Linked DNA regions of Homo sapiens: region 1 is linked to region 2. A link is a loop called in an ENCODE intact Hi-C map of the cell type or tissue named here. Cell type or tissue: endothelial cell of umbilical vein. All regions are shown on one strand. Links, peaks and the distances in the headings refer to the core of each region. The heading gives the core; the rest is flanking DNA. Region 1 overlaps EIF4G3 (eukaryotic translation initiation factor 4 gamma 3). Region 2 overlaps EIF4G3 (eukaryotic translation initiation factor 4 gamma 3).

The links. Hi-C counts contacts between places; a loop is a spot of excess contacts. Peaks named below come from ENCODE experiments on the same cell type or tissue, not always from the same donor. Only the 100,000 strongest peaks of a DNase experiment are listed, where the experiment ranks them.
Region 1: it touches region 2 in a loop (7-fold over the local background); 2 of 110 quality-filtered maps call a loop at or near these places.

The regions. Positions count from the first base shown.
Region 1 is chr1:21,146,472-21,155,227 of GRCh38, reverse strand. The region is part of intron 2 of EIF4G3 (eukaryotic translation initiation factor 4 gamma 3); the gene reads left to right. Among named protein-coding and RNA genes, the nearest start is that of EIF4G3, 26 kb to the left of the region's middle. In endothelial cell of umbilical vein, for the core only: no CTCF peak of the experiment used is centred there; a DNase peak (open chromatin) is centred at 5,647; H3K27ac peaks cover 2,953 bases.
Region 2 is chr1:21,018,468-21,030,367 of GRCh38, reverse strand. The region is part of intron 4 of EIF4G3 (eukaryotic translation initiation factor 4 gamma 3); the gene reads left to right. Among named protein-coding and RNA genes, the nearest start is that of MIR1256, 36 kb to the right of the region's middle. RefSeq lists a silencer at 7,458-7,752, a cis regulatory region at 7,891-7,901 and an enhancer at 7,824-7,968. In endothelial cell of umbilical vein, for the core only: no CTCF peak of the experiment used is centred there; a DNase peak (open chromatin) is centred at 7,877; H3K27ac peaks cover 2,386 bases.

The DNA.
Region 1 (8,756 bases), core at 757-8,756, 130 kb before region 2:
GCAGTGGCACGATCTTGGCTCACTGCAACCTCCGCCTCCTGGGTTCAAGCGATTCTCCTGCCTCAGCCTCCCAAGTAGCTGAGATTACAGGCACCTGCCACCATGCCTAGGTAGGTTTTGTATTTTTAGTGGAGATGGGGTTTCTCTATGTTGGCCAGGCTGGTCTTGAACTCCTGACCTCAAGTAATCCACCCGCCTCAGCATCCCAAAGTTCTGGGATTACAGGCGTGAGCCACTGTGCCCCGCTGGCCTATATATTTAAAAAATATATTTCTGGTTTCAGTTTCAGCCTTTGTTTATGGTTAGTCACAGGTTTGTAGTAGATAGTTTATAAGTGAGTAAAATTGAGGCATATTGTTTCAATACTCAAATAATGAGACAATAGTGAAAATACCTGCTCATCAAAATGTAGGACATCTTTTATCATACTGCTAAAGAGATATATAGATGGAGAGATACATAGATGCATAGATACATAGCATATATCTGCATCTCCTTATTAATAGTTCAGCTAGAATTTGAAATGTTAGGTTAAATTGGCTGCCTTTGAATGAAAAAGGAACTTCTATTTGTGTTCAGGGTATAATGCTCAGATGAACCGTTGGATATGCAACCAGAAAGCAGTTAGGAAGTGTTTTTCAGTTTAGTCTTTCACTGGAAACCAAAACTTTGAAAAATATATTTGGAGCGGAGGCTACTTATGACAGAAGGATTCTTAAAGTTCAACTACTTTTGACTCAGAAGGAAAACTAAGTTGAAAATACTCAAAACCAGAAAAATAGATAATTTCGTAGAATGTTGCAGGTTGTTTTGCCTTTCTGGCTCTCACAAAAAAGGTTAGTGATTGATACTGTATCTGCATATTTTCTATTCCTTTCTCTGTACTTTAGTTAATAGCATTTTGTGATTAAAAAAAATACGCCCTTGACTTACTTTTCTTGTTGTTATTGAAAGCAGTTTTTCCTGTGTCTGAGCATGTATAACATTAGTGATCTATATAGAGAGTTTGTTTATTGCAACCAGAGGCACATTCCTAGGGAAGAATGGTTTTTGAATGTTCCGTTATCTTATTTCCAGTAGGACATCTTTAGAAATGAGCAAATTCCATTAAACTAATAACCCTGATTTTGGTGGATAAGCACTTATACTAATTCTGCTTTGAGAAAAGAGATTGTTCACTCTGCTTTAGGAGCTGCTGGCTAAGTCTGGTGCTTCTTAACCTTTAACTAAGAAAAATGAGGCTTGCTGACAATAGGTAGTTTTTACTGGCCTGTGAAACCCAACAGCATGTTCAGCAATGTAAACCACAGCAGCTATCTTTTGCTGGCTTCACTGTTGTTTGAAGTATAATGAAATGCTTCTTGGCCGGTCTCGGTGGCTCACGCCTATAATCCCAGCACTTTGGGAGGCCAAGGAGGGAGGATCACCTGAAGTCAGGAGTTCGAGACCAGCCTGGCCAACATGGTGAAATCCAGTCTCTACTAAAAATAGAAAAATTAGTCGGGTGTGGTGGCACATACCTATAATCCCAGCTACTCAGGAGGCTGTGGCAGGGGAATCACTTGAACCTGGGAGGCGGAGGTTCCCCTGAGCCAAAATTGTGCAATTCATTGCACTGCAGCCTGGGCTACAAGAGCGAGACTCCGTCTCAAACAAACAAACAAACAAAAAAAAGCTGCATCTCACAAATTGCTGTACCTGCTGACTCATCTTCAAGCCCCTAAACAACCATAGTATCCAGCATTATTGAATGCTGGGACTTGAGAATAAAGAGAACCAGAATCTTAGAATGCGAGGGTTAGAATGGATTATGGAAATCTTTTAACTCACCTCCTTCTCAAATGGTCTCAGCTATTAAAAATAAATGTTACTGTGGTAGCTGTCATAGTAGATAGTTAAAAGAATGATAGTGCTATTCAGAATGCCGTTAGAATCTTCTAGATGAGTGAAGACTTTTGTCTGTCTAAGAGTCTTTGAGATGTAGTCTTTGAGATGTAGTACTTTTTAGCTTCCCTTCAAAAATAACACATCCTGAAAGTGGCCGAAAGCTACTAGGGGCAGCACACATCAGTGTCTGCTATACACTTCAGGAGAACTGTGGGAAGAAGTAAAAATGAAGAGTGGCCATTGTCCCTGAAAGTTTCTTAATCTAATTAGAAAATAGATTTGAGAAAGGAGGGAACTTTGGAGCATTTAGGAATCATTTTGTGATTATTTAAAAATTATTTTGGAAACAGCATATTCCTTTGTTTCCCAGGCTGGAGTGCAGTGGCTATTCACAGATACAGTCACAGCTCACTGTAGCCTCGAACTCCTGGCCTCAAGCCATCCTCCTGCCTCAGCATCTTGAGTTGCTAGGATGACAGAGTGTGTACATCGTGCTTGGCTTGAATGGATCTTTTACCTGTGTGTGATTTTGTAATATCATGCATTGGTTATTTGGAAGATTATACCATTATGCATCAGTTATTTGAAGATAATTGTTCATTAAGTTATGTAAATTTTCCAAATGTTGATATATTTTATTATATGGCATAAAATAATGTTATTAATAGCTAATACCGCAATGACCTCATAGGGAAAGTATTTTGGGAAGCTCTCTGGGTCATGGTAGTAGATACCAGCTCACTGTGACTTGTAATGACTGGAAAGGTAATTGAAGTTGCATTAGGAAACAGTCTGGGAGTTGAAGGGAAATGGATTTTACTTTTATAAAGAAGCTTCATGTTGAAGGCCCTGTAAGGGGGCGTTTTATTTTTCTGGTTTTTTTTTTTTAGTGTTAGCAAGTTTGATTCCATCTAAGGAGTACGTAACAAAAAGTAGTTGGCCTTTTCAAATTTGTGAACCCAAAGATTTTTTTAAAAATTTTATTTGCTTTTTTTTTTTTTGTAGAGACAGGGTCTCGCTCTGTTGCCCAGGCCAGAGTACAGTGGCATCATCTTGGCTCACTGCAGCACTGACCTTCCAGGCTCAAGCAATCCACCTGCCTTTGCCTCCCAAAGTCTTGGGATTATAGGCGTGAGCCACTGTGCCTGGCCCAAAGGAATTTCTGTGATGGAATGTATAGTGTACTTCTGAGCTTGCCTGCTTTTTCTAGGTGCTTGGTTCCCTGTCAGTTATAGATCCGGGAGTCTTTAGAACTTCTTCTGAGCCTTTTAATCCCTCCATTCTCCAGTCTGAAGCTAGACCTCAGAATTGTCTGATTAGAGTCCTGGATCAGTCTTACCTCATGGAATTGGTTTCACTTTTTCCCTAGGCTTAGTTACTGTCTTCTTTTGTTTGAACTTGTCTTTTATACTAAACTAGTATCTAGAGTGAGACAGGGATTAGGATGAATCTCTTTTTCCAAGTGGAGTGGGTGAGACAGTTTGACCTAGGAGTTTCTTGTGGCCCTAGGTAATGTAACAGAAACTGGACTGTTGTTGTATTAAATTTTGTTAGTATTCTAAGAGATTTTTTTAACATATATTCAAGGAATACCTTGAAATTAGCCCTGTTTTTTTTTTTATTTAATACAATTTGCTTTTATAGAATTATACTTTGAAAGTTGGTATTCAAGTAAGATTCTGATTGTTCTCATGTCATCTTTCATGACATGAGTAAACCTTTTGAAACATGCTGAAGGCCTAGTGATAGGACATTGGGCAAATTACAGACTATATAGGTATTGAAATACTATATAACCATTAAAGCTGGGCATGGTGGCTCACGCCTGTAATCCCAGCACTTTGTGAGGCCAAGGCGGGCGGATCACGAGGTCAGGAGATCAAGACCATCCTGGCTAACACGGTGAAACCCTATCTGTACTAAAAATACAAAAAATTAGCCAGGTGTGGTGGCGGGCGCCTGTAACCCCAGCTACTTGGGAGGCTGAGGCAGGAGAATGGCGTGAACCCGGGAGGCAGAGCTTGCAGTGAGCCGAGATCGTGCCACTGCACTCCAGCCTGGGTGACAAAGCGAGACTCCATCTCAAAAAAAAAAAAAAAAAAAAGAAAGAAATACTATATAACCATTAAAAATGTTGCGGAAACATTTACTGATATAAAAAAGTGCACATTTTCTCCGTGGAAGTCAGTTAAAAGTAGCATGTATATTCAAATTTTATTTAAAAAATACATTAGGAAAAAGTGCTTGGTGCTTGGTTATGCAACAGTGTTCATGTGGTTACTGGTTGCTGGTGAGATTAGGTCATTTGATTTTTTTCTGTAGTAAGTGATATTTTGTTTAATCACTTTATTTATTTGTTTATTTAGAGACGGAGTCTCACTCTGTTGCCCAGCCTGGAGTGCAGTGGTATGATTCTGACTCACTGCAACCTCTGCCTCCTGAGTTTAAGCGATTCTTCTGCCTCAGCCTCCCGAGTAGCTGGGATTACAGGCATGTGCCACCATGCCCAGCTAATTTTGTATTTTTAGTAGAAACGGGGTTTCACCATGTTAGCCAGGCTGATCTCGAACTCCCGACCTCAGGTGGTCCACCCGCCTCGGCCTCCCAAAGTGCTGGGATTACAGGCCTGAGCCACCGCACCCGGCCAGTTATTTTTATAATTAGCAAAGTAAAGCTACTTCTATTTTGGAAAGTGAAATCAAGTTAAAATTTGATTCTCTGTGAGCTCTTCATTCAGCAAAGATTAAATTACATTATTTTAAGAGAGTGAAGAGGAATTTGAAATGCGTTTAGATTTTCCACAGGAATCAAGGGAGTTGTTGTTAACTGTTAGTTGAGTAGAAAACTAAACTCATTAAGCATTGTTTTCCCCATAGTGTCAGTATAGTGCTGATCTCACATTGTGATGAATTAGGTTCCCTCAAATTTTTCATGACGCCATGAAAAATGGTTTAAAGTACTTGAATATAGGCATCTTTTTTTAAAGCCTTATTTTAAATGACATGGCATATTATTGCAACATTTTTTATGATGCTTGCTTCATTGTTATTTTTGTTAAGAGTTTCCATTTTAAAAGTCCTTTGCCATCTTGTCCTTGCCGTCCTGGCTTTCATCTGGGACTGCAGCAGGGCTGAGCCAAAAATGGCTGCTGCTGCAGCAGGGGCGGGCATAGTATAGGACTTGGCTGCTGTGGTTCCTGTGAAGAAGCAGGAGGGGAAGCTTGGGGAGAATGTCCTGGCTCAGGATTCTCTTAATGGTTGTGGCCACAAGAATTGGGCTTTTCTTGTGGAAGAATTTCCATACTGTAGATTCTGCTGTTTGGAGGGAATGACACTGAGTATTGGAATTTACAGCATTAGTGGGGGGACCCACCCATTCTCTGCAGTAGAAGAAATCTTAGCTGATGCTGTCATTCACTGAGCAGGATTGGCTATTTTCAGAAAGCAGCAAGGCTTACCTGTCTGTGTCAGTTGATGACAGATACATGTCCAGAATGATGGTGATTTCTAGCTTGGTGGGTGAACATACTTAAATGCGAATTATCTCTCAGAGATGGAGTGGGTGGCATATAGTAGAGGATTAAAAAGGTCTTCCCTTTCGTGCAGCTTGTGTGAGGAATACTGTTCCATATAAAAAATCTGCTTGGTATGTTAAGGTGAGAGATGGGGAGTGGTTTGAGTAGAGAATTAAAGTTGCTGTGTGTGCTCTTTGGACCACTCCCAAGAGGAAATACACTGCCATTTGGATGGGGTGAGTTTGTGCCTGAGTTCCTGTCCTTTCTGCCTGTGACTAGAGATAGGCATGATGTAAAAACACCAGGATCTGCTGCTTAGCAACCAGTAAAATACCGTATATCTGGATAGGCAGTAACACAGTACTTCATTCATTTCTCTTTCAGTGTGATGAAGAGAAAAGGCTTTTTTGCTTGAGAAACAGAAAAGCCCCCCTTCTCTAGAAAAGCCATATGTGATCATTATGGAAAATACAGGGAAAAAAAAAGAATAACAGTTTACTCATAACTCTAACTCATTGATGTATTTCGATAAATTTCCTTGAAGGAATTTTTTGTTTATATATGTATACATATTTTTGTACATATTTATGTACACATAGGTTGGCATATATGTGTTTATATATATACATACACATTTGCATAGCTGCAAATCATACTGTAAATGTAACTTTGTATTATTTTTCCTATTTTAACATATTGATATATTAACATTTCTTTCTTTCTTTTTTTTTTTTAGAGATAGAGTCTCTGTTGCTCAGGCTGGAGTACAATGGCATGATCATAGCTCACTGTAACCTCCAACTCCTGGGCTCAAGCTATCCTCCTGCCTCAGCTTACCCAGTTGCTGGGATTACAGGCATGAGCCACCCTACCTGGCCAGTATAGTCACATTTCAAAAAACATTCTGAAGGCATCTTTAATGGCTTTATAGTATTAGATATATGACTGTGCCACAATTTACTGAAAACACATTCCTTATTGTTGGATTTTTTTTTTCTTTTTTTGACATGAGGATCTTGCTGTGTTTCCTAGGCTGGCTTTGAACTCCTGGCTATCCTCCCACCTCAGCCTCTCGAGTTGCAGGGATTACAGACATGCACTTTTTTTTTTTTTTTTTTTTTAAATGAGACAGAGTCTCACTCTGTCGCCCAGGCTGGAGTGCAGTGGCGCGATCTCGGCTCACTGCAAGCTCCGCCTCCTGGGTTCACACCATTCTCCTGCCTTAGCCTCTCGAGTAGCTGGGACTACAGGCACCTGCCACCACAGCCAGCTGATTTTTTGCATTTTTAGTAGAGATGGGGTTTCACCGTGTTAGTCAGGATGGTCTCGATCTCCTGACCTCGTGATCCGCCTACCTTGGCCTCCCAAAGTGCTGGGATGACAGGTGTGAGCCACCGCGCCCGGCTGTTTACTCGATTTTTAAGTTAACAGTTTTGCTATTGAGAAGAATGCTGAGACCAGGCAGGGTGGCTCATGCGTGTAATAACCAGCACTTTGGGAGGCCAAGGTAGGCAGATTGTTTAGACCCGGGAGTTCAAGACCAACCTGGGCAACATAGCAAGACCTTGTCTCTGTGAAATTAGAAAAAAAATTGGTGAGGCATAATGGAGTGTGCCTGTAGCCCTAGCTACTTGGGATATTGAGATGGGAGGATTGCTTGAGCTCAGGAGTTTGAGGCTGCAGTGAATTATGATTGTGCTATTGCACATTCCAGCTTGGGTGACAGAGCAAGACTCTTCTCTTGAAAAGAAAAAAAGCCATGCTGGAAACCATCTTTGTGCATAATGCTTTTCAATATTTCAGATATTTCCTTAATAAAAGTAAAAATTACTGAGTCAACAGGTGTGAACACTAGGAAAATTGATGTATATTACCAGATATGAATTTTCACTTTACCTGCAGTGTACCCTAGTGCCTGCTACATTTTTAAATTGTTTTTATTGATATATAATACATGTACATATTTTCAGGGTCTACTCTACTTTTATCAGCATTAAATATTGCAGTCTTTCAATTTTTGTTGATTTGATAGGTGAAAATGATAGACGATTTTAGTTTGTATTTCTTTTATTACTTGTAAGGCTTATTTTTTTCTCCCTTGTTTACTAGGTTTATTTCCTGTTTTGAAAATTATTTGTTCATGTCCTAGGCTCATGTATTTTTTGAGATTTTGGTTTAGGTTCAAAACTTAGCAAAGGTTGGGTGCGGTGGCTCACACCTGTAATCCCAGCACTTTGGGAGGCTGAGGTGGGCAGATCACGAGGTCAGGAGTTCGAGACCAGCCTGGCCAACATAGGGAGACCCTGTCTCTACTAAAAATTAGCCAGGCGTGGTGGCAGGAACCTGTAATCCCAGCTACTTAGGAGGCTGAGGCAGGAGAATCGCTTGAACCCGGGAGGTGGAGGTTGCAGTGAGCCGAGATCACGCGATTGCACTCCAGCCCAGGCGACAGTGTGAGACTCTGTCTCAGAAGAAAAAAAACAAACAAAAAACAAACAAACTTAGCAAAACAGTGCATGTGTTTTATAAATAATACAAATTATATAGATTTATTTATTTATTTATTGAGATGGAGTCTTGCTCTGTCTCCAGGCTGGAGTGCAGTGGCACGATCTTGGCTCACTGCAACCTCCGCCTCCCGGGTTCAAGAGATTCTTCTGCCTCAGCCTCCTGAGTAGCTGGGATTACAGGTGTCTGCCACCATGCCTGGCTAGTTTTTTGTATTTTTAGTAGAAATGGGGTTTCAGTATGTTGGCCAGGCTGGTCTTGAACTCCTGACCTCGTGATCTGCCCGCCTCAGCCTCCCAAAGTGCTGGGGTTATAAGCGGGAGCCACTGACCCGCCCAAATCCTGAAATTTCTGAAACAACTATATCTTTAGGTAACTTACTAGCTTTTGAAGAGTTCAGGTTTGCCTTTTATTACAATTATTGCATTGATACTAGTAGTATTTTATAGACTTTCTTGTGTGAAATGAAAAGCTCCTTGTGACTATTAATTTTTCTTATTCCAGTTATTGAATTGCTATTGTCACCATATAATATGTAATTTTATTTATTTATTTATTTTTGAGATGGAGTTTTGCTCTTGTTGTCCAGGCGGGAGTGCAATGGCATGATCTTGGCTCACTGCAACCTCCACCTCCTGGGTTCAAGTGGTTCTCCTTCCTCAGCTTCCCTAGTAGCTGGGATTACAGGTGGCCACCACCATGCCCGGTTAATTTTTTTGTATTTTTTAGTAGAGACTGGCCATGTTGCTAGGCTGGTCTTGAACTCCTGACCTCAGCTGATTCACCTGCTTTGGCCTCCCAAAGTGCTGGGATTACAGGTGTGAGCCACCCCGCCCAGCCAATTTTA
Region 2 (11,900 bases), core at 3,901-11,900:
ACACCCATTCACTATCAAGAGAACAGCACAGGAAAAGACCTGCCTCCATAATTCAGTCATCTCTCACTGGGTTCCCCCCATAACACATGGGAATTATGGGAGCTTACAAGATGAGATTTGGGTGGAGACACAGAGCCAAACCATATCAGCTGAGAACTGCTCTGCCTTTGAATTCTTGAAGTCTAAAATTTCTCCAACCAGCCCAGTGGCTCATACCTGTAATTCCAGCACTTTGGGAGGTTGAGGCAGGATGATCACTTGAAGCGAGGAGTTTGAGGCCATCCTGGGCCTCAAACATCTGGTCCAGCAAAGCAAGACCCTGTCTCCACAAAAAATTTTTAAAAATTAGTTGGGCATGGTGTTTTACACCTGTAGTCTCAGCTACTTGGGAGGCTGAGGTAGGAGGATCCCCTGAGCCCAGGAGTTCATGGCTCACTGCAGCATGATTGTGCCACTGTGCTCCAGCCTGGCAACAAAGTGAGACCCTGTCTCAAGAATAAAAAATAAAATAATAAATAAATAACATTTTTCTGACCATAGTCTTTGTTCCTTTTTCCTATCCCATGCCAGTCCTGTTATACCTATTTCACAGCCTACAACCTTTTAATTCTTTAATCCATTTCTTTTCTCAAGATGGCAGCCCCTTTCTGCCTTCACTTTCTCTTATTTACCCTTGATCCTATCACTAACTACTATAACTTTATTTTTATAAAACCACTAGTTCTCTTTGTTTTAAAAAAATCAAACTAATGGTTTATTTTGTAGTGATGAGGTCTTGCTATGTTGTGCAGGCTTGTCTCAAACTCCTGGCTTCAAGTGATCCTTCTGCCTTGGCCTCCCAAAGTGTTAGGATTACAGGCGTGAGCCACTGCACCTGGCCCACTAGTTCCCTTCCCCCCCCCGACTCAATTTCTCTTTCTTCCCAGTTCTCGTCCCTGAATCTAACTCAGCAGGTCTTTTCCTCTGTTCTTGCTCCCAGGATGGATGGCTCTGCTTTGGAAATTCCATTACCTGTGTTCGTGGAGTCTAATTAAAACTTTATGATTGGGGCCAGGCATGGTGGCTCATGCCTGTAATTCCAGCACTTTGGGAGGCTGAGGCAGGCGGATCACGTGAGGCCAGGAGTTCAAGACCAGCCTAGCCAAAGTGGTGAAACCTTGTCTCTACTAAAAAATATAAAACATTAGCTGGGTGTGGTTGTGTGCACCTGTGGTTTCAGCTACTCGGGAGGCTGAGGCATGAGAATCGCTTGGACCTAGGGGGTGGAGGTTGCAGTGAGCCGGGATCACGCCACTGTACCCCAGAGCGAGACTTTGTTTGGGCCAGGCGCATTGGCTCAAGCCAGTAATTCCAGCACTTTGGGAAGCTGAGGCTGGAGATTCACTTGCGGCATCCAGGAGTGAGAGGTTACGATGAGCTGTGATCATGAACTCCCGCTTGGGCAACAGCAAGACTGTATCTCAAACAAAAAATTAATGATTTATTAATACAGCTGGTCTAAACTCTATTTAGGTATAATATAGCTACAACTTAGCTGCTTGATAATCTTTTTAGTAATCACTAATTGACTTTCAGTCATATCCTGAACTGTGCTTACTTCAGTACTAGGTTGGTCACCAACAGCTCGACAGGCCATACACTGTATATAGCTTGTGAAGTTATGTATCATGAGTAGCTCTGCTTCACCTTGTCTAATTCTGCTGCTTACTGTTTGTTGAAACACCTGTGTTTTACAATTTATTATGACATGTTTAAGCTTATAAAAGTATATTGTAACGTGTTTGGTTTGAAAGGATAATCATAACACAACCAACCACCACTCACCTTAAGTCGATTATCAATATCTTTGAAGCCACTCTGTATTCCTCCTTTATCTCAGCTGCCTCTTTCTCCCTAGTGGTAACAATTATCCTGAGTTTTGTATAAGTAGATATTTGTTTTATAATTTCACTGGTGTCTGCATTTTGAGGTTTACATTTTGAATTAGCCATCATGTGTGACCTTGGGCAACTTACTTTATTATCTCTGAACCTTTCTCTTTTTTTTCCCAATTTAAAAAATTGTGTTAAAATGCAAATAGCACAAAGTTTAAAATCTTAACCCCATTTTTAAGTGTACATTTTAAGTATACATTGATAATATGCAGTGATCACACGATCCATCTTTATAACTCTTTTCTTTCATCTTGTAAAACTGAAAGTCTATACCCATTAAACAATAACTTCCCTTTGACCCCTCCCTTTGCACCCTGGCAACAGCCATTCTCCTGTCTGTCTGTGGCTTTGGCTATTCTTTAACTACATCATATAACTGTTATCATACAGTAGTTGTTTGTGCCTGGCTTATTTCACTTAGCATATTGTCCTCAAGTTCCATCCATTTTGTAGGATATGTCAGAATTCCCTTTCTTTTTAAGGCTAATGTTTCACTTTATCTATGGTACCATATTGTGCTTATCTATTCATTTGCTGATGCATACTTGGTTGGCTTTCATGTTTTACCAGTTATGAATAATAGTGATATGAATGTGGATGTACAAAGAACTCCCTTAAGACCTCGTTTTCATTTATTTAGAGTGGATACTTGGAAGTGGAATTGCAGAACTGTATGGTTATTCCTATTTTTTGTGAAAATGCCATACTGTTTTCCACAATGGCTGTACCTATTTTACATTCCTACCAACAGTGTGCAAGAGTTCCACTTTCTCCACATCTTTTACAACACTTTTCCTTTTTTTTGAGATGGAGTCTTGCTGTGTTGCCCAAGTTGAAGTGCAGTGGGGCGATCTCGGCTCACTGCAACCTCTGCCTCCTGAGTTCAAGCGATTCTCCTGCCTCAGCCTCCCAAGTATCTGGGACTACAGGCCCGTGCCACCATGCCCGGCTAATTTTTTGTATTTTTAGTAGACACAGGCTTTCACTGGGTTAGCCAGGATGGTCTCGAACTCCTGACCTTGTGATCTGCATGCCTTGGCCTACCAAAGTGCTGGGATTACAGGCACGAGCCACTGTGCTGAGCATGGTGGCACGCACCTGTAGTCTCAGCTACTTGGGAAGCTGAGGCAGGAGAATCACTTGAACCCGGGAGGTGGAGGTTGCAGGGAGCTGAGATCTTGCCACTGCACTCCAGCCTGGGCGACAGAGCGAGACTCTGTCTCAAAAAAAAAAAAAAAAATTGTATGTGTGTATGTACACATATATATACTAGCCATCTTGGTGTGAGGAGGTGATATATACCAATATAGTATTGATTTGTATTTCCTTAGGATTAGCATATTTTCATGGGCTTGTTGGCCATTTGTGTATGTCTTTTTAATAGAAATGTCTATTCGTGTCCTTTGCCCATTTCTGAATCTGATTGTTTGCTTTTTTGTGATTGAGTTTTAGGAGTTCTATATATTCAGGATATTAACTTTTTTTTTTTTTTTTTTTGAGACAGTGTCTCCCTCTGTCACGCAGGCTGGAGTGCAGTGGTGCGATCTCAGCTCACTGCAACCTCCGCCTCCTGGGTTTAAATGATTATCGTGCCTCAGCCACCTGAGTATCTGGGATTGCCATTCCTGGCTCATTTTTGTATTTTTAGTAGAGACAGGGTTTTGCCATGATGGTCAGGTTGGTCTCGAACTCCTGGCCTCAAGTGATTTCCCCACCTTGGCCTCCCAAAGTGCTGGGATTACAAACAGGCCATGGTGCCCAGCCCAGGATATTAACTTTTTAACAGGTGTACAGTTTACAAATATTTTCTCTTCTTCTGTAGGTTGCCTCTTGACTCTCTTGGTGTAATATCTTTCGATGCACAAAAATTTTAAATTGTTAATATGCCCAAGTTGTCTACTTTTTTTTTTTTTTGCTTCTGCCTTTGGTATTGTATCTAAGAAGTCATTGCCAAATCCAGTGTTTCAGAGCGTTTTCTCTCTGATTTCTTCTCAGATTTTTTTACTTTTAGCTCTTACATTTTGGTCTTAATCTATTTTGACTTAATTTTTGTATTTGGTGTTAAGTGAGGGTCTAACTTCATTCTTTTGCATATGTATATCTAATTTCTCCCAGAACCATTTGTTGAAAATGTCCTTTCCCCATTGAATGGTTTTGGTACCCTTTTCAAAAATCGTTTGAACATATATTTGTGGGTTTATTTCTGGGCCATTTTTTCCCATTTCTAATTACTTTTGGTTTATTTTTACACCAGTACTGCACTTTTCATTTTTGCAGATTTGTAATTTTGAAATCTGGAATTGTGAGGCCTCCAGCTTTTTTCTTTTCAGCTATTGTTTTGGCTATCCAGACTTCCTTGAGAATACATATGAATATCAGGATGGGGAGTTTTTCTGTTTTTGTAGAACACACCATTGGGATTTTGATAGAGATTGCATTGAATCTGTAAGTCACTTTGGGTTGTATTGGTATATTAACAATATTAAATCTTCCAGTTCATGAACAGGGGATAATTTTTTGTTATTGGGTTTTTAGGTTATCTCATCCACTCTCATGGCAAGGACTGTTGGTTATGTTTGCTGATTCTTAGTTCATTCTGGGTTGACTCTGCTCTCTTCATGCCTAATTACTCTGTAGACTTTTGTACCTAGAGATCTCTTTGACATTAAAACTCTCCATAATATAAATGAATTCATCACTTTTTTATTCAAAGCAGAGAAAACAACTATTGCAGAAGCCTTGAGAGAAAAAAAAGTTGATATATTTGAGAGAATAAAATAAGGCCAGTATGGCTGGACAGTAATGGTATGTGAAGTGAAGTCAATGATAGCCTGGGACCCAATCATTTTGGGTTCTGTAAGCATTCTTCACCATCTAATCCTCAAACCTTGGAGAAGCAGCTTTCTTCCCCTTATATTTAGGTGCTCAGAAAATCCTGCTGTTTCTATAATATATGAATTAACTCCCAAATCTGCCTTTTTTTTTTCTGTCGAGATCCACTGCTGTTATCAGGCCCTTATCACTATGTACCTGGGCTGTCGGAATAGATCCCTGTTTGATATCTTGACACCAGTATCTTCACTAAGAGTTCATATTGTTGTAATGGCTCTCTTTTTTAAACAAATTGGATGATATTTCTGCCCTGTTCAACATCTCCTAGGATTACCTTCATGGCGAAGTCCTTACTTGACCCGTCTTTTTAGTCTGGCCCTAATCTAATCCTCTGATGTCACCTCCTCTCACTCTACCTCATGCACTTCTATTCTCTGGCATTACTGACGTGTTTATGGTTCAGCAGACGTGCCCTAGTTTTTCAGGTCTTTGTGCTTCTGTTTAAAATATTCCTTGTTTTGCCTACACATGATCTCCTCTGCTTTTTATGGCTGACTGCAAGCTCACCATCTATCACTGTTGATCTGCCACCTTTGGAGGCTCCCTGGAACTCTTCTCCCAGGAAGAATTAATCACATTCTGCTCTGTACTTCTTGATATATTATTCATACTCCTTACACCACTTTCTTTTTTTTTTTTTAAATTTATTTTTTTATTGATAATTATTGGGTGTTTCTCACAGAGGGGGATTTGGCAGGGTCATGGGACAATAGTGGAGGGAAGGTCAGCAGATAAACAAGTGAACAAAGGTCTCTGGTTTTCCTAGGCAGAGGACCCTGCGGCCTTCTGCAGTGTTTGTGTCCCTGATTACTTGAGATTAGGGATTGGTGATGACTCTTAACGAGCATGCTGCCTTCAGGCATCTGTTTAACAAAGCACATCTTGCACCGCCCTTAATCCATTTAACCCTGAGTGGACACAGCACATGTTTCAGAGAGCACAGGGTTGGGGGTAAGGTCACAGATCAACAGGATCCCAAGGGAGAAGAATTTTTCTTAGTGCAGAACAAAATGAAAAGTCTCCCATGTCTACTTCTTTCTACACAGACACGGCAACCATCCGATTTCTCAATCTTTTCCCCACCTTTCCCCCCTTTCTATTCCACAAAGCCGCCATTGTCATCCTGGCCCATTCTCAATGAGCTGTTGGGCACACCTCCCAGACGGGGTGGCTGGCTGGGCAGGGGGCTGACCCCCCCACCTCCCTCACGGTCGGGGCGGCTGGCCGGGCAGAGGGGCTCTTCACTTCCCAGTAGGGGCGGCCGGGCAGAGGCGCCCCTCACCTCCCGGACGGGGCGGCTGGCCGGGCGGGGGGCTGAACCCCCACCTCCCTCCCGGATGGGGCGGCTGGCCGGGCGGGGGGCTGACCCCCCCCCACCTCCCTCCCGGACGGGGTGACTGCCGGGCGGAGACGCTCCTCACTTCCCAGATGGGGTGGCTGCTGGGCGGAGAGGCTCCTCACTTCTCAGACGGGGCAGCTGCCGGGCGGAGGGTCTCCTCACTTCTCAGACGGGGTGGTTGCCAGGCAGAGGGTCTCCTCACTTCTCAGACTGGGCGGCCGGGCAGAGACGCTCCTCACCTCCCAGATGGGGTCGTGGCCGGGCAGAGGCGCTCCTCACATCCCAGATGGGGCGGCGGGGCAGAGGCGCTCCCCACATCTCAGACGATGGGCGGCCGGGCAGAGACGCTCCTCACTTCGTAGATGTGATGGCGGCCGGGAAGAGGCGCTCCTCACTTCCTAGATGGGATGGCGGCCGGGCGGAGACGCTCCTCACTTTCCAGACTGGGCAGCCAGGCAGAGGGGCTCCTCACATCCCAGACGATGGGCGGCCAGGCAGAGACACTCCTCACTTCCCAGACGGGGTGGCGGCTGGGCAGAGGCTGCAATCTCGGCACTTTGGGAGGCCAAGGCAGACGGCTGGGAGGTGTAGGTTGTAGCGAGCCGAGATCACGCCACTGCACTCCAGCCTGGGCACCATTGAGCACTGAGTGAACAAGACTCCGTCTGCCATCCCGGCACCTCGGGAGGCCGAGGCTGGCGGATCACTCGCGGTTAGGGGCTGGAGACTGGCCCGGCCAACACAGCGAAACCCTGTCTCCACCAAAACCAGTCAGGCATGGCGGCGCGTGCCTGCAATCGCAGGCACTCGGCAGGCTGAGGCAGGAGAATCAGGCAGGGAGGTTGCAGTGAGCCGAGATGGCAGCAGTACAGTCCAGCTTTGGCTCCGCATGAGAGGGAGACGTGGAAAGAGAGGGAGACCGTGGGGAGAGGGAGAGGGAGGGGGAGGGGGGGAGGGGGAGGGGAGGGGGAGGGAGAGGGAGAGCCCTTACACCACTTTCTATGTCATTTTTACTGTTGTTAGGTAAATTGTAAATCCCTGTGCATAGGAATCGTGTCTTTTTCAACTTGATTTCCATGACTTAGAATTGCTACTGCAAACAAAAAAGAAAAACTCACAAACTTGTTAGATTGCTACATCTGAAGTCAAGTATAGTTTGAGAGTTTTTTTCATTCTAATGTGAGTAAAAGTTTTTGCGTGCCTAATGTTTTTAACTGAGGGTACTACTAATTAGCATCCTCGAAGGAAAGAAAACTGAAAGTGATTTTGCTTTAAAGCTTGTTATTCATAGTAAAAGAACATTTACCATGTAATTCAGGGAAGCTTTAGAAAGAAAACCTAGGGGATCTGTTGGCCATATCAAAAAAGTACAAGCTACATGGACAGTGAGGTGATACTGTAATACTTCCACCTGTAGGTCAACTGGAGAGACTTGGTTTTTTCCAAATAGACCTAGCTTAATTGTGATGACGCATGCCAACCTAATTAACCTCCTAATGTTACTTGTCTTTGTTTTTGTATTGTCAGGAACTTGGTGTGTGGGTTGGGAATATTAGAACATAATAGAACTATGTGATGTCTAAATTGAGCTTTAACACAAACTGGTTGGTGTTATTGAGGGAAAGTATAACTTATTAGTGGGAATGGGAAAAGAAGCCTGATGTTGTGGTGAGGTAGAAATTTCCACTGTGTTACTGTGAACAGGAAGTAAAGGGCTAATGGTCGGTGACTCAGCTGTTTTCTGAACCTGTCTCATATGATTCAGTGTGCATGATGTCTGTTTATTCTCGACAGAGTAAGTACTACGGGAGTCACATTACACAGGCAGACATAATGTTTATTTAACCAACTCAGTGATGACCTAAAAATAACTTGTGGGGTTTTTGTACTACATTTAGCATAATCAGATAGAAAAATCATAATGGACACCCATCATTGAGTGCTTTCCCTTATAAATAACTGGATATATAGTCAGCCAGTACTATTTCATTTCTTACATTGTTAAGGTGCAATCTTTGGTATTTAAATGAAAGGTAGCAAAAGAAGATAGCCTTTAAATTATCCATAAAATAATTCTGTACCATTTTAGATTATACTTTGGACAGATATGCATTTTCGGTGCTTAGTGCCATCGTTGAGGTATTTTTGCACCAAAATTTTCATATAGGAACCTTTTTGTGAGGCTATAGCAAATGTTGTTTTGAAATAGAAATTTACGTATTTGCTGGATTTTATGTTAATATTAAATTATAGTAGCAATAGTTTTACTTTGATTTTCTTGATTTATTCATCTTGTACTGAAGGTTTGTGCCTACCATGTACTGTAATTGAGTCTTAAATATGTCAGAGCCGGGCACGGTGGTTCATGGCTGTAATCCCAGCACTTTGGGAGGCTGAGGCAAGTGGATCACCTGAGTTCAGGAGTTCGAGACCAGCCTGCCCAACATGGTGAAATCCTGTCTCTACTAAAAATACAAAAATTAGCCAGGCATTGTGCTGCGCGCCTGTAGTCCCAGCTACTTGGAAGGCTGAGGTAGGAGAATCGCTTGAACCCAGGAGGCAGAGGTTGCAGTGAGCCGAGATTGCACCCCTGCACTCCAGCCTGGATGACAGAGCAAGACTCTGTCTCCACATAAAGAAAAAAAAAGAAAGAAAGAATCTTAAGTATGTCAGAGTATGGTTACTGTTATGCTGTATACCTGTTACATGCTTGGCTTTGAAGGAGAGAGCACTTGGAAGCCTGAGCTTACATAATAATCATAATCTGCTCATTGTCTGAGAAATTGTGAGTTGTTATGGTTTATTCTTTTTGACATTTGAGTATTCTTGCTCTCAGAGGTGCAGCATTTGTAGCATGTAAACTTTAATCAGAGATTATTTCAAAAGGGAAAGGGAAGCTAGAGTCACTAAGAAGAAATAGGCTGGGCACAGTGGTTTATGACTATAATCCCAGCACTTTGGGGGGCTGAGGTGGGCGGATCACTTGAGGCCAGGAGTTTGAGACCAATCTGGCCAACATGGCAAAACACTGTGTCTACTAAAAATTCAAAAATTAACTGGGGGTGGTGGTGCATACCCATAGTCCCAGGTATTCGGGAGGCTGAAGTATGAGGATGGCTTGAACCTGAGAGGTGAAGGTTGCCGTGAACAAAGGTCTCACCACTGCACTCCAGCCTGGCTGATAGAGGGAGACTCTGTCTCAAAATTAAAATAAATACATAAATAAGAAATAAATGCCAGCATTCTTTTTACAATAATGCTTTATGTAGTGGGAATGTGTGATCAATCTAATAGTCAGTAGAACTACCCAGTGGTTGATGCTATATATAAAGTAGGAAATACGTACCCTTTCTATAATTGATTTTAAAAGTTTCTGCATTAAGCTTACACTCTTTTATTTCACTCCATGTTTCAGTAAAAATCACAGGACTTGTTTTTATTTACAATATTATACCATTGTTTGAATATTTAATGGGATTTATATTTTAAAATGTTTTAGTTGGTATAGTTATTAGATATTCTGTATTAACCTAGAATGGAAAATTAAAGTATGTATCTTCTGATTCACTGCATGTAAATAGGACCTGACTTGGACATCGTTTGAAATGTATTCCAGTAATCGCGCTGGCTATACATGGTCCCATACCTGCCCTTATCCCAACAGATAAATGGTATTCTTCTTTATTTATTCATTTATTTATTTATTTATTTTTGAGACAGGGTCTCACTCTGTTGCCCAGGCTGGAGTGCAGTGACATGATCTTGGCTCACTGCAACCTCCTCCTCCTAGGCTGAAGCAGTTCTTCCACCTCAGCCTTGCAAGTAGCTCAGACCACAGGCATGCACCACCATGCCTGGGTAATTTTTAAATTTTTTTTGTAGAGACGGAGTCTTGCTGTGTTACCCAGGCTGGTCTTGAACTTTTAAGCTCAAGCAATCTTCTCACCTCCGCCTCCCAAAGTGCTAAGATTACAGATATGATCACTGTGCCTGGCCCCGCAAATTGGTCATTTCTGATGGTTGTCTGGGCCTCAAAGCCTGAGTTCAGCATAGTGTTTTGGCACGTTGCAAAGAATAAGTAAGAAAATGTTGTTAAGTGGACGCAACTATTCCACATGGGATGATGTTAGATTTGAAGAAGGAAAAAGTGGTTCCTCAATTCCTTTCAGATTGGCAGTTGCAATAGTAACAGAACCCTCATTGACATGAAGAGCCAATGTTTTCCTGTAGTAGAGGAATTATTTTCTTGTTTTATTTAATTATTTATAGTGTTTCTTGATTATGTTCATGGGGGCATTTTGTTTTGTTTTGTTTTGTTTTGAGACGGCGTCTTGCTCTGTTGCCAGGCTGGAGTGCAGTGGTGCAGTCTCGGCTCACTGCAAGCTCTGCCTCCTGGGTTCAAGCGATTCTCCTGCCTCAGCCTCCCTAGTTGCTGGGACTACAGGCATGTGCCACCACGCCCAGCTAATTTTTTGTATTTTTAGTAGAGACAGGGTTTCACCATGTTGGTCAGGATGGTCTCGATCTCTTGACCTTGTGATCCGTCTGCCTTGGCCTCCCATGGCATGTTGTTTTTAAATAACTTCTCTTGCTCTATGAGATGAGAAAATATGTATTCTGTTTGGGACTTTCTTACTCTCCCTCGATAATAAAAGATAAAAATTTTTATTTTTCATTCACTGAAACATAAAAAAGGCATCATGTTTTGTGCAGACTATTAAATGTTGATTTTAAGATCTGTGTTGGATGGTTTTATATAGCTGTCTACCATTTATGAGTTTCATGTGGAATATACTACCATATCAAGTTTTCATTGTTTAAACAGCTCTACTTTGTCAAGTATTGTTTACAATTCAACAAGAAACAAGCAAGCATTTACAAATATACGTGCAAATATGTATTCGTCTGACAACCAATTAGTGAAATTGAATAAGTGCTCTTGAAACAAACTTGTTTGATATCAAGCTTTTGTGCTAGAGTAATATTGTTGTTTTGACTACTTTAAAAGTGTTTTTATCTGGATGTGGTGACTCGTGCCTCTAGTCCCAGCTACTTGTGAGGCTGAGGCAGGGGAAGATCACTTAAACCCAGGAGTTCTAGGCTGCAGTGAGCTATGATTGTGCCACTGTACTCCACCCTGGGCAACAGAGTGAGACCTGTTCTCTTAAAAAAACTTTTTTTCAGTTGTGGTAAAATACACAAAATTTACCATCTTTCTGAGATCATTTGCTATAAAGGAATACCTAAGTCTGGATTATTTGGGGGTAAAAAAAAAAAAAGAGCTTTATTAGTCTCATGGTTCTGTAGGCTATACAAGAAGCATATTGCCAGACCAACACCTGCTTCAGATAAGGGCCTCAGGAAGCTTCTACTCATGGCAAAAGGTGAGGGGGAGGTGTGTTCAGAGATCACATGATGAGAGAACCAGGTGACAGGCTCTTCTAAATAACCAGTTCTTAAGGGAACTAAGTGAGAACTCACTCCAGCAAGGATGGCAGCAACTCATTCATGAGAGATCAACTCCCTTAATCCAAACACTTCCCATTAGACTCCAGCTCCAACATTGGGGGTCACATTTCAATATGAGATTTGGAGGGGTCAGTATTCAACCATAGTACCACCTTAATTTTTTTTTTTTTTTAAGAGAAGGAGTCTAGCTCTGTTGCCCAGGCTGGAGTGCAGTGGCGTGATCTCAGCTCACTGCAACCTCCACCTCCTGGGTTCAAGCGATTCTC